Linked DNA regions of Homo sapiens: region 2 is linked to region 1. The links are chromatin loops, found by intact Hi-C in ENCODE. Cell type or tissue: heart right ventricle. All regions are shown on one strand. Each heading gives the region's core, and the rest is flanking DNA. Links, peaks and the distances in the headings are about the cores only. Region 1 overlaps MAML3 (mastermind like transcriptional coactivator 3). Region 2 holds the start of LOC105377452 (a long non-coding RNA gene).

What was found. A loop is a pair of places that touch in the nucleus more often than their neighbours do. Peaks named below come from ENCODE experiments on the same cell type or tissue, not always from the same donor. Only the 100,000 strongest peaks of a DNase experiment are listed, where the experiment ranks them.
Region 2: a loop joins it to region 1, with 1.8 times the contacts of the local background. A loop is called at or near these places in 6 of 110 quality-filtered maps.

Annotation. Positions count from the first base shown.
Region 1 is chr4:140,002,282-140,007,666 of GRCh38, forward strand. All of the region lies in intron 1 of MAML3 (mastermind like transcriptional coactivator 3), which reads right to left. Among named protein-coding and RNA genes, the nearest start is that of MAML3-AS1, 120 kb to the right of the region's middle. In heart right ventricle, for the core only: no CTCF peak of the experiment used is centred there; a DNase peak (open chromatin) is centred at 2,360; H3K4me3 peaks cover 1,154 bases; H3K27ac peaks cover 2,122 bases.
Region 2 is chr4:139,922,816-139,928,200 of GRCh38, forward strand. All of the region lies in intron 1 of MAML3 (mastermind like transcriptional coactivator 3), which reads right to left. It overlaps LOC105377452 (a long non-coding RNA gene), which reads left to right and starts at 4,249. Exons shown (of 4, transcript XR_007058279.1): 1 at 4,249-5,385. In heart right ventricle, for the core only: no CTCF peak of the experiment used is centred there; no DNase peak of the experiment used is centred there; H3K27ac peaks cover 1,291 bases.

The DNA of each region.
Region 1 (5,385 bases), core at 215-5,214:
TCTCTATTTAAGAGAGATCATGCACATTTGTCTTCCTGTGCCTGGATTCTTCTTATTTTTTTCTCTACCTGATGTCTGCCCTGTTTAACTTATAATTACATTTTGAATAGATGTAAAGTCTGAAAAGTTATTTCCATTGAGGTCTGAGGTGGAAGCAAAAGCAGAAAACACAAATATGATTTTTAATAAGTCACGATGGGAAACAGTAAGACTGGTCAACTTTCTATCAAATTTATTTTCATGATACATTTGTAAATGTTCAGAAGACAATAATGGCTTTAAATTCCACCATACTATAGGTTCTAAATACTAGCCTTATAATCGGAAGATCTAGGACTTGTCATCATTAACTACTTATTACGCAGCAACCTCCCACTGCCTAACACAGTATCATTTATGTGGCTGCCCTCAAGGATAATATGCCCTGGAGCAGAGTCACAATATTCTCACACCACAGAAAACCAAAACAATATAGTGGCAAGTACCGCTTGATTTGTTTACTAGGTATACCCAGTCCAAGTTGGCAGAAAGGAAACTTGTGCATATTAAAATTCATTGTCCACTTACACAGTGACCCTTGTACTGCAGAATTCCCAAGGGACCTACTTTACCAGCAGCAGTGGTTCCCCAGGTAGGCACTGGCAGGGTCTGTTGGAACCATGCCCACTACGGTGGCAGGAAAGTAATGGCAAGGACAAGCACCCAGCTCCAAAGTCAGACTAACAATTTGGATGTCCAGAAGTCTGAGGCTTTTAAAACAATTCAACTTGGTGGATGGTTCAATTTACCACTTCTTTCTCAAAATTCCTCTCTGCAAATTTCTATGAAGATTTAGGGTTCTAGAGCTGGAAGGAACTTGGCATGGGAGTTAATCAGTATCATGAACTGTTGATGGCACGAGGACTTCACCTCCTGCCCCCAGGCCAGTTCTGCTTTTACTACACCACTGGGTTGGGGTGCATTTGGAAGTGACAGCAGCATTGCTCCTTTGTAAACATGGTTGGGTCTGGGTTACCTAAGGGAAAATTCTAGAGGGAGCTCTCGGACAAAGTTCCAGATATACTGGGAGAAAAGTACCTAGTAAAAGAGAAACACAAGACACTCCTTGGGCATAAGGAGAAAAAGAACGAAATAGTATTGGGGGGTAATAGGCTAGGGGACAGTGCAGGAAAGACAAGCAGACATGAGAATCCTGGCATGTCAGGGGCCAAGGATGATGTCCTTGAGGCCAATATGATTCAACTCGAATAGCTGAGAAGGGCTGCAAGAAATACAGTGTCCTATCTCACTGGCTTTGTCACAAAGGGTTAACACTAGACAATTTTCTTTTTCTGTGCTTTCGTGTACCCCATTTTAAAGTGAGGATAATAACATTTTGCCAGCAACGTCTGTCAAAGGGGACTGAGATACTAACATGTGCCTCTGAAGGAGTCTTGAAAGAGCACCAGATTCAAGTCCTAGCTCAGCTAGAACTCTGTGTCCTAGGAAACATCCCAAAACATCCCTTAAGTTCAGTTTCCATGTCTGTGACAATCAAGGATTGGGCTCCTTGAATTAAGTCTGCCCCAGGTATATGATTTCCATACGTGAAGTGCTTTAAGTTCCCACAAGGAAAGTTTCTGTGTAAATTACAAATGGCTTTAAGAGCCCTGTCAACTCAACCTTCCTCCCATTCCTGCTCTCCGCACAAGCAAGAGAATCACTTAGAAAGCATTGTAAGCTATAGGCAATGGGAAGAAAAGGAGAGAGACTGCACACAGGCACTTTAAGGTAAGGCTGCACCAAGCCCTTAATGCTTTACTTTGCACGAGACAGAATGTGGATTAGCGTGTTTATTTCAGAAGCCTTTCTGAACACCATACCTGGCTATTTAAATTCACAAGGCATTTGTTGTCACACTTTGTCTCATATTAACAATGGCACAGAAGGCACTGGCAGTTCTCTCAATATTCTCACCCCAGAATATTGGTGGATGGGGGTATTACTCAATGGCACAGTTTCTTTACTTATTATGAATGTGCTAGGGAAGGACCATTTACCCCCACTCCCCTAGCACCCAGTATTTTTAACTAAAAGCTGTTACTTCAAGAACGTAATTCCCAGATCCACACAGGGGCACTGTCAGTTTTAAAGGCATCGCATCTTGTTTCCTCACTTCTTTGAAGCTCATAAGAAACCTCTCCTTCTGAGCGTCTACTTCACCTAAATGATCTCAAATTCCTTGAATCACAAAACCAGTAAGAAAGGGAGGGGTTTGGGGAGGGGGCAGGGGAGAGTAGTGAGGAGAGAAAGAAAGAAAATGGGATGAACAGTGGCTTAGTGCAACGGGCTGCGAGTGTGTGACACAAGATACCCACCGCAGACAAAGAACGCCATGAGACTCGCAGGGAGACAATGACGGCTCCAGGAAAAACGCAGCGCTCACGGGGCTGGCGAGGGAGCCTGGCGCAGCTCCCTTCCCAGACCCGCTCTCCCTGCCAGCCCAGGGCTCCCAGCAGCTGCTCCCCAGTAGAGAGACACATGGTCATTTCCTAGCCGAAAGGAGGGCTACCGTTTTCCTTAGGTTTTTTTTTTAACATAAGAAATAACTCCTCCCTATCATCATATTCCCCAGATATAGCTGTATTTTCAACTACCAAAAACCAAACAGAATGATTTTTGTTTCCTTAAGAGTTTAGAAATTCTTGTGAAACAAAATAATCAGGAAGAAAACAAAAGTTCAGCAAAGTAGCTAAAATCTGTACTTCAAAAAACACAGGTAGAAAACATTTTGGTTAAGTGTGCTGGGGTGCTGGTGAATGTGGAGGACGGGCTTTGAACAATGCAGTGGGTTAACTCAGTGGTGTTGCTACCCTTTGTCCTGGTTAGTTCAAATGGTTAAGACAATGCAGAGGGCTAGGATTTTTCCTGTTTCACCTCTCCTCTTTCCCAGAAACTATCTGGAGCAGGTTGATTCACTAGAGATTCCTAATCCTCCTTGGCAGAAAGAGAAATGTGAATTTGACAAATAATATGCATAAAATATTCCTTAACCTGGAAACATTAGGAGGAAATAATCAATTCAGAAGAACTGAAATAAAAAACTAAACATAGAAAAGTGCTGCTGCCAGGCAGCTGTCCTCCAATGTTGGAAACATGATCACCACAGGACTAGATCTGTTTAAAACCACTATCTGTTTACAAACAAAGCACTTACTAAATAACGCTCCAGGTAATGGATGATGACAGGAATAGGGCTTGCTCTTTTAAATAACAACAGATTGGAAAAATATTTCAATACCATCAGACAACAAATTAAAATGAAACATCTTTTCTAACTGGAAAAATGCAGATCTAGCTGGGAAAATTGATTTCTACCCATCCTCCATCCTCCCAAAAGAAGATTAGAAAGAGAAAACTGAAAATCATACATCCTGGAGATGAACTTTGTTAATGAGCGCCATAAACATTCACAGGGAGCTAGGCTCCTATTTCATAGGTTTTTGAAAAAAATATTCTAATATGCACACGTGAGTCAAACAGACTGCAGTAAAATGCATCTGATGTTTAATTGTTTTAATACACTGCAAGAGGGAGTGAAGCCTTGTCACTCACCAGATGAAATCTGATCTCTCTCAAATCATCTCACCCAATAGTGTTAAAGACATTACTGCTGTGACATAATTCAACCTCAAGACATCTTATGGGAAACATAGGTCAGTTTTAAAGCACCAGGTGGATAAACAGACATTCATTATTCAGTCTCCTGACCTTGAATTTCGGGGGTTCTATAGTCATCTTTTGTTTGGAGGCTGCCACTTGAGATATCGTGTGCCATGCAAGGGCTTTCCAGATTTAAGTGGACTTTATCGAGTAAGATGACTCTTTTTTATGAGAACACATAAGATGCCAAAACATATGCTTCTGTCTTGTTCCTAATTCGAGGGGGCCAATAGGAAGAAAGGGAGTGGAAGGGGGAGGGGTCCATAGCACTCCCCTCTCCTGGTTGGTATTAGAGTGAACAAGAAGTGAATTAGGAAACAGGCCGGGTGCGGTTGCTCACCCCTGTAATCCCAGCACTTTGGGAGGCCAAGAGGGGTGGATCACTTGAGGTTAGGAGTTTGAGACCAGCCTAACCAACATGGTGAAACCCCGACTCTACTAAAAATACAAAAATTAGCCAGGCATGGTGGCGGGTGCCTGTAATCCCAGTTACTCTGGAGGCTGAGGCAAGAGAATCACTGGAACCTGGGAGATGGAGGTTTCAGTGAGCCGAGATGGCGCCGCTGCACGCCAGCCTGGGTGACAGAGCGAAACTCTGTCTCAAAAAAAAAAAAAAAAAAGTGAAAAAGTGAATTAGGAGACATTTGAAGACCCCTGGGCAGAGCAGAAAAAAAGGTGGTTAGCATATTTTCTCATTCAACTGAAATACATCTGTTGACCTCTAAAGTTCAAACAATTGCAGGGCTAACTGCATCCAACCATAGCTGGAGATGAATTAAAATTGATATTCTATAGTCGTCTATCAAATAAAAATAATAAAAGCTAATAAAAAATAATAATAGCAAAGACTTACATAGAGCTTACCCGCTGCCAGGCACTAATCCAAGTACTTTGGATATATTAACTCATTTAATCTTCCCGTCAACCCCTTGAGGTAGGTGCCATATACAAATGAATATAAACTTGGTTATGTTTAAAGAACAAAAAGCTTCATAAGCTTTTTGGTAAAATAAGCTTTGGTGGTAAAATAGGATAGAGGTAGGTGATAGTTTTGAAAAGGAATCTGAGTCCACATATCCTATAACATAGGATGTTGCCGTATATATTGCTGGGGCAAATATTTATATGAAGAAAACATACAAGGATAGCTTATCGGCATTTTTTTAAATAGCCTTGTTCATAAATTTCCACTGAAGAGAATACTAATCTTTGTAGAGAGAAAAGTAAGATCTAAAAGAGATTAGAGAAAACAAGAGGATACGTGATAAAAAGTGAAAAGACCTCATAGCGGCTAAAAATTTATCACCAACTGGAGGAAAATTGCACTCAAAGAGCCTAAAATCTAAAACAAAACAAAACACTGGGCTGGTCCCTTCTTGGAAATGATAATCTTTATTACAGCTTTTCCTTCCTGGGATTCTTCCTAATGCTAATTCCTAGTAGCTAAAATAATAATAAGGGAATGGAAGATGAGGCGAAAGGAGACGTTTCTGTATTCCATTATATTCCAGTAAAGGGAGGGCAGTGGGGAGGGAATGCCTCAGAGATCTAGAAAGAAAGAGGAAAGAGAAACAGCAAAAAAAGGTTTCTGTATCTGTTTCTTTTACCTTCTCACCCATTTGGAACAAAAGGGAGGTGGTCGGGGTAAGATCAGGTTATATTCCAAAGCCACCAGCCATTGGA
Region 2 (5,385 bases), core at 72-5,071, 80 kb before region 1:
TTCCTGAGGTTCCTGGCACAGGAGACACAGCCAAGATGGAGCAGAGGGCTGCTGTCAGCATTGGCCAGCAGTAGTGCCTATCTAATGGGTGTAAGGATAGAGCTGTTCCTTCAAAGGGTTTGAGGACAGAGTGCTTGCAGGGGTGCCGGGTAGATCTGAAATCTCACGGGATCCCCTGCACCCCAGTGCTCAGAAGGGGAGGGAGCTCTGCTCATGATAGGGTGCCAGAGGGATACGTAACACACTGAAAAGTATTCACTATAAAAGCACATTGACAGGGTCTCTAGACTAGCACATTTTGAGAGTCCCTGGAACAGTAGAGGGTCTGGCCTTGTACCCTAGACTTGACTTTGTATTTCTTACTGCACCAGCTTTAGAAAAACTCCAGCTCCCCACACCCCGGGATCCAGACGGTGGAAGCTCCACCAAGCAAACAGCAAGGCTTTACCAGCCCCACCCTGCAGTAGGGCACCACACTCTGCCCCCTTCCCTCTGTTACTGACTGGGAACAGTCATGAGAGCTTGTAGAGGACTGTCATCTTCAATGCCCATAACTGTTGACATCAGGTGAGGCATTATGATTTTACATATATTATACATACACAATATGTTTGGTTCTTGTGTTCTCCTTAGTTTCCTGACTTAACATTCATGGAACAGCCTCATTATCTCAGGCCTGGAAATATGGATAAGTGCATTATAAACCCCTTCTGAAAATTGATAAATGCCTTGCTCGTCTTGTATATTGGGAAGCAAAGTGTTCTACTTAAGTTTTGTATGTACATATTTTAAGGGGTAGTCTTTGTGTGTGTGTGTGTGTGTGTGTACACCTTTTAATAAAAATGTAAAAACAATTTTTAAAGACTTTAAACCTCTGTGATCAAAAGCTTTCTAAAAATATTTGGATGTTTCCCTGCTTTATTAGAAGGTAGATAATTAACTTTTTTTGATAACTCATAGGGTCATAAGTTACTGACCTTATTGTTGGTTACAGATCTGCTGTTTGTCTAGGGGAAAAAAGCTAGTTACTTGATTACTGGCTACCCTTATTATGAAGGAAGAGAACGTTGCAAAAGATGATAGACCAATACATTTATGAGACTCCCTATGACCCTGTTTTGATAGTACCTTGCTATATCTCCAGACTGTAAAGTCTGTAGGAATGTTAGATCTGTTCCTCAGTAAGACATGAACTCACTCCCATCTCCACTCAGCAGAAACATTTTAATTTCTTTTCTCTTCCTAGTGTTTGACATATCACCACAGAATAAAAAAAGTGATACCAACGCCAAACTTCTTCAACCTATTACTCTCTTTTCCTCTCCCCAGACATAGAAACTCACAAAATCCCTGTGCTTCTATAATGTCATTCTAATCCAGAGATAGTGGCTGAATTGTAATAAAATCACAGAAGGAAATTCTATTCCAGTGATGGAGAAATGTGGTAAAAGATACTATTTTGTTAACAGCGATTCTGAGATGATCAGAGTAGAGGCAATCACAAATGGACAGGGTATTCTTCTTTTAATTGCTTTTTTGTGTGTACATTAAGAAGGTATTTTACCCTCAAATATATAAAGAACTATCTCTGAAATCTTTACCTTTCATATTATTTACATAAAACTTTTCCTCCCTTTTTCTAATTTGTAACACACGAAATGTTTTCTCCATGTTATTCTGTTATCTTGAATTATGTTATCCTGGATCAAGAAATAGCATTCTATCCTTCTCACCAACATGAAACAGAAGTCATATCCTATTGTACAATTGTTAAATGATTACTAAAATCATTGGAGTCAGGTATACTAAAGTGTACTTTCATCATCTGGCAGATTATATTGAATAACAAGCCAGAGGTTCCATTACTTCACTCCCAACTACTACTTCTCTCAAAGAGGGGTGGGTTTGCACTTTGATATCCTACTTGCACACAGATGTAAAAATCTTTGTTCCCCTTAGGAAACTAGCATCTTATTATTCATCTACTACCTTCTCTGGGAAGAGCTTCCTTGATCTCATTTCAGTATTCATTTAGCTCATTACTTCCTGAGGATCAAAAATTACTAGAATGCTTCATGAGAAATAAAACCTGAGATTCCCAAATCTGCATTACTGATGATGGAAAAACCCAAATTAACAACGGAAGGAACTCCGGTTCGGTGACCTTTCGCTAAACTTTTTTTTTTCAGTGTTTAGTAACACAGAGGCCTAATCAGCAAAACATGATTTCAGCTTCCTTTAGAAAAATGAGACCTTTAGAGCAAAAAGTGAGTTGAGCACAAACTAAATTTTGGACCCCTAAGCAAAACATTTAGAGAGGTTCCTTTTTCATTAACCATCCCGAGAAATGACCTCAATCTGCAATGTGCAAGGGGTGGGAGAGAGGATTAGTGAGTCCCTGTACTCTTTTTGTTTGTTTGTTTGTTTGTTTTGAGATGGAGTCTCACTCTGTCGTGCAGGCTTGAGTGCAGTGGTGCAATCTCATCTCACTGCAACCTTTGCCTCCTGGATTCAACCGTTTCTCCTGCCTCAGCCTCCTGAGTAGCTGAGATTACAGGCGCCCGCTACCACACCCAGCTAATTTTTGTATTTTTAGTAGAGATGGGGTTTCGTCATGTTGGCCAGGCTAGTCTCGAACTCCTGACCTCAGGCAATCCACCTGCCTTGGCCTCCCAAAGTGCTGGGATTACAGGCATGAGCCACTGGATCCGGCCCCAGTCCCTGTACTCTTGATAAGATAAAGTGGCCAAAAAAAACAAGGTGTTGTCCAAAAACTGAGAGTATAAAAATAAGGATGAGAGAATGATAGGAACTGGGGCTAGTGTGCCACCTTCACCCTCACCATTGATGACATCTAATTTCAGGTAGTCACAATTGCCTTTCTTTGGAAAGGGTGCCTGTCTGGTTAAGATCAAGTTGACAAGTGCTTTATTATAGTCTCTCTACTCTTCTGTACGTTTGAACATTTCTAAAATAAAAAGTTTTTTATAAAAAGTATGTTGACTGGTTCACTAGAAAAGAAGAATGCATAGAAGGCAAAGGAAGTGAAGGGTGTCAGTCCATTCACCTTGGGACTGAAAATCGTGAGCAATCTGCCAAGTCACAATGCAAGAAGAAAGAGGAGGACGGAGAAATGCCAGATGCAAGGAGGGCAGCCCACGGTCCTGCTCAAAGAACTTTTTAGGGTGATGGGAAGGTCCAGAAAAAGGAGGACATGCTGCTGGCTGCATCTTGCCCTCAACAGAGGATTCAGACAGAGCTGTATCAGCTTCAAAAACCAAACACCCATATACCGAGAAGGCATATGCTCTGTTTATTTGACCTGAAGGAAAAAGGATTTTGCTCACGCTGTCAGACCCATATATCTACAAACAAGTGGAAACAATAGATGTAAGGCATGGAAAGAAGTCATGTATAGAAAGAATAAAAAGAATATTTGACTGCTTGACTTTCTTTAAAGGTAGTTTAGATCCTTTTTGGTTAAAGAAATGCCTACTATAGGGCCAGGCGCAGTGGCTCATGCCTGTAATCCTAACACTTTGGGAGGCCGAGGCGGGCGGATCACCTGAGGTCAGGAGATCAAGACCATTCTGGCTAACAGGGTGAAACCCTCTCTCTACTAAAAATACAAAAAATTAGCTGGGCATGGTGGCGGGAGCCTGTAGTCCCAGCTACTCGGGAGGCTGTGGCAGGAGAATTGCTTCAACCTGGGAGGCGGAGCTTGCAGTGAGCCGAGATCGCACCACTGCACTCCAGCCTGGGAGATAAAGCGAGACTCCGTCTCAAAACAAAACAAACAAACAAACAAAAAAGAAATGCCTACTATATTAATGACAATTTATGTAATTAATTAAAGCCTCTAATTTTTTTAAACTTTAAACTTTTTTGACTTACAGAAAAGTTGCAGAGTACAAAGCTTGTATTCTTCACACCACTTCCCTCAAGGTTAACCATATGCTTACATAACCATAGCATAATTATCCTCATACAATACTATTAATTAAACTACAGGCCTCATTAGAACTTCACCATCTTTTCCACCACTGTCATTTTCTGTTTCAGAATCCTATTCCGGATGATCCCATATTGCATTTAGTTGTTACTTCTCCATAGAGAAGTATTGCCTTCCAGGCCATAACAATTCCTCAGTCTTTCCTTGCCTTTCTTGGCCTTGACACTTTTGAGGAGAACTGATGAAAATGATTTTGTAGAATGTCCTTCAGTTTGTGTGTGTTTAATGAGTTTTTTTCTTTTTTCTTTTTTTTTTTTTTGTACTTTTTGTACTTTTCGTAGAGACAGGGTTTCACTGTGTCACCCAGGTTGGTCTCGAACTCCTGACTTCAAGTGATCCACCCACCTTGGCCTCCCAAAGTGCTGGGGTTACAGGCGTGAGCCACCATACCTGGCTTGTTTAATGGACTGGAATGAGGTTACGTATTTTTAGCAAGAATAGTATAAAAATGATGTTGTGTCCTTCTTCGTACATCATATAAAGGGGTTCATGATGTCAATATGTCTTATTATATGATATTTCACTTGATCACTTGCTTAGGGTGGTTTATGCTGGTTTTTTCACTGTAAAGTTACTTAATTTTTCCCTTGGTAGCAAATAAGCATTTTAAGTGAGATATGCTGAGACTACGCAAATTCCGTTTCTCCTCAAATCGTTGCCCACTAATTTTAGCACCAATCTGTGAATCTTGTCTATAACAGTTATTTCCCCAATGGTGGTTCTGTTTTCCACTTTCCTTTTATATGTATTCTTTGGAATTCTACTTAAGAAAGAGTTGTCCCTTCTCTCCTATGTATTCTTAAAATTATTTATTTATATAACTATGGACTTCTGGCTATTACGTTATTCTGTGGGTGAAAATCCAATGCTATCATTTTTTATCTTGCTGCTCAAATTCCTCTGTCTTTGGCCATGGGAACACATTTATGCGGACTCCTATGTCCTTTTGACAAGCCCATGTCTTTTTTCTGTGCCTTTCCTTATTTATTGGCACTTTAAGATGTTTCAGGTTTATTTTGTGTTTGCCCTGCCTGAACTCTGGAATCAACTGCTTGCTAGGGTGGCTTAGTTCCTTTTATTGGACAATGACATTTAGAAACAAGATACAGGTGCTGAGTGAGCTTATTGCTACTGGGCTGTTGCTTTTAGGCCTTATCAACAGACAGCGCTCAGTAATATACGTGTGTATGCTAACCCATTTATATACATACAGCTATATTTCTGCATCTGTCTATCTGTGTGTCTGTGTGTGTGTATATATGTACATTTAAAAACATGAGTTACTGCTAGCCTGATTCCAATCCAACATCACAGGGTTCATGCTGGCCTTCTCCTTTCTGTATCCATAACTGTTTCTCCATCAATGCGATACC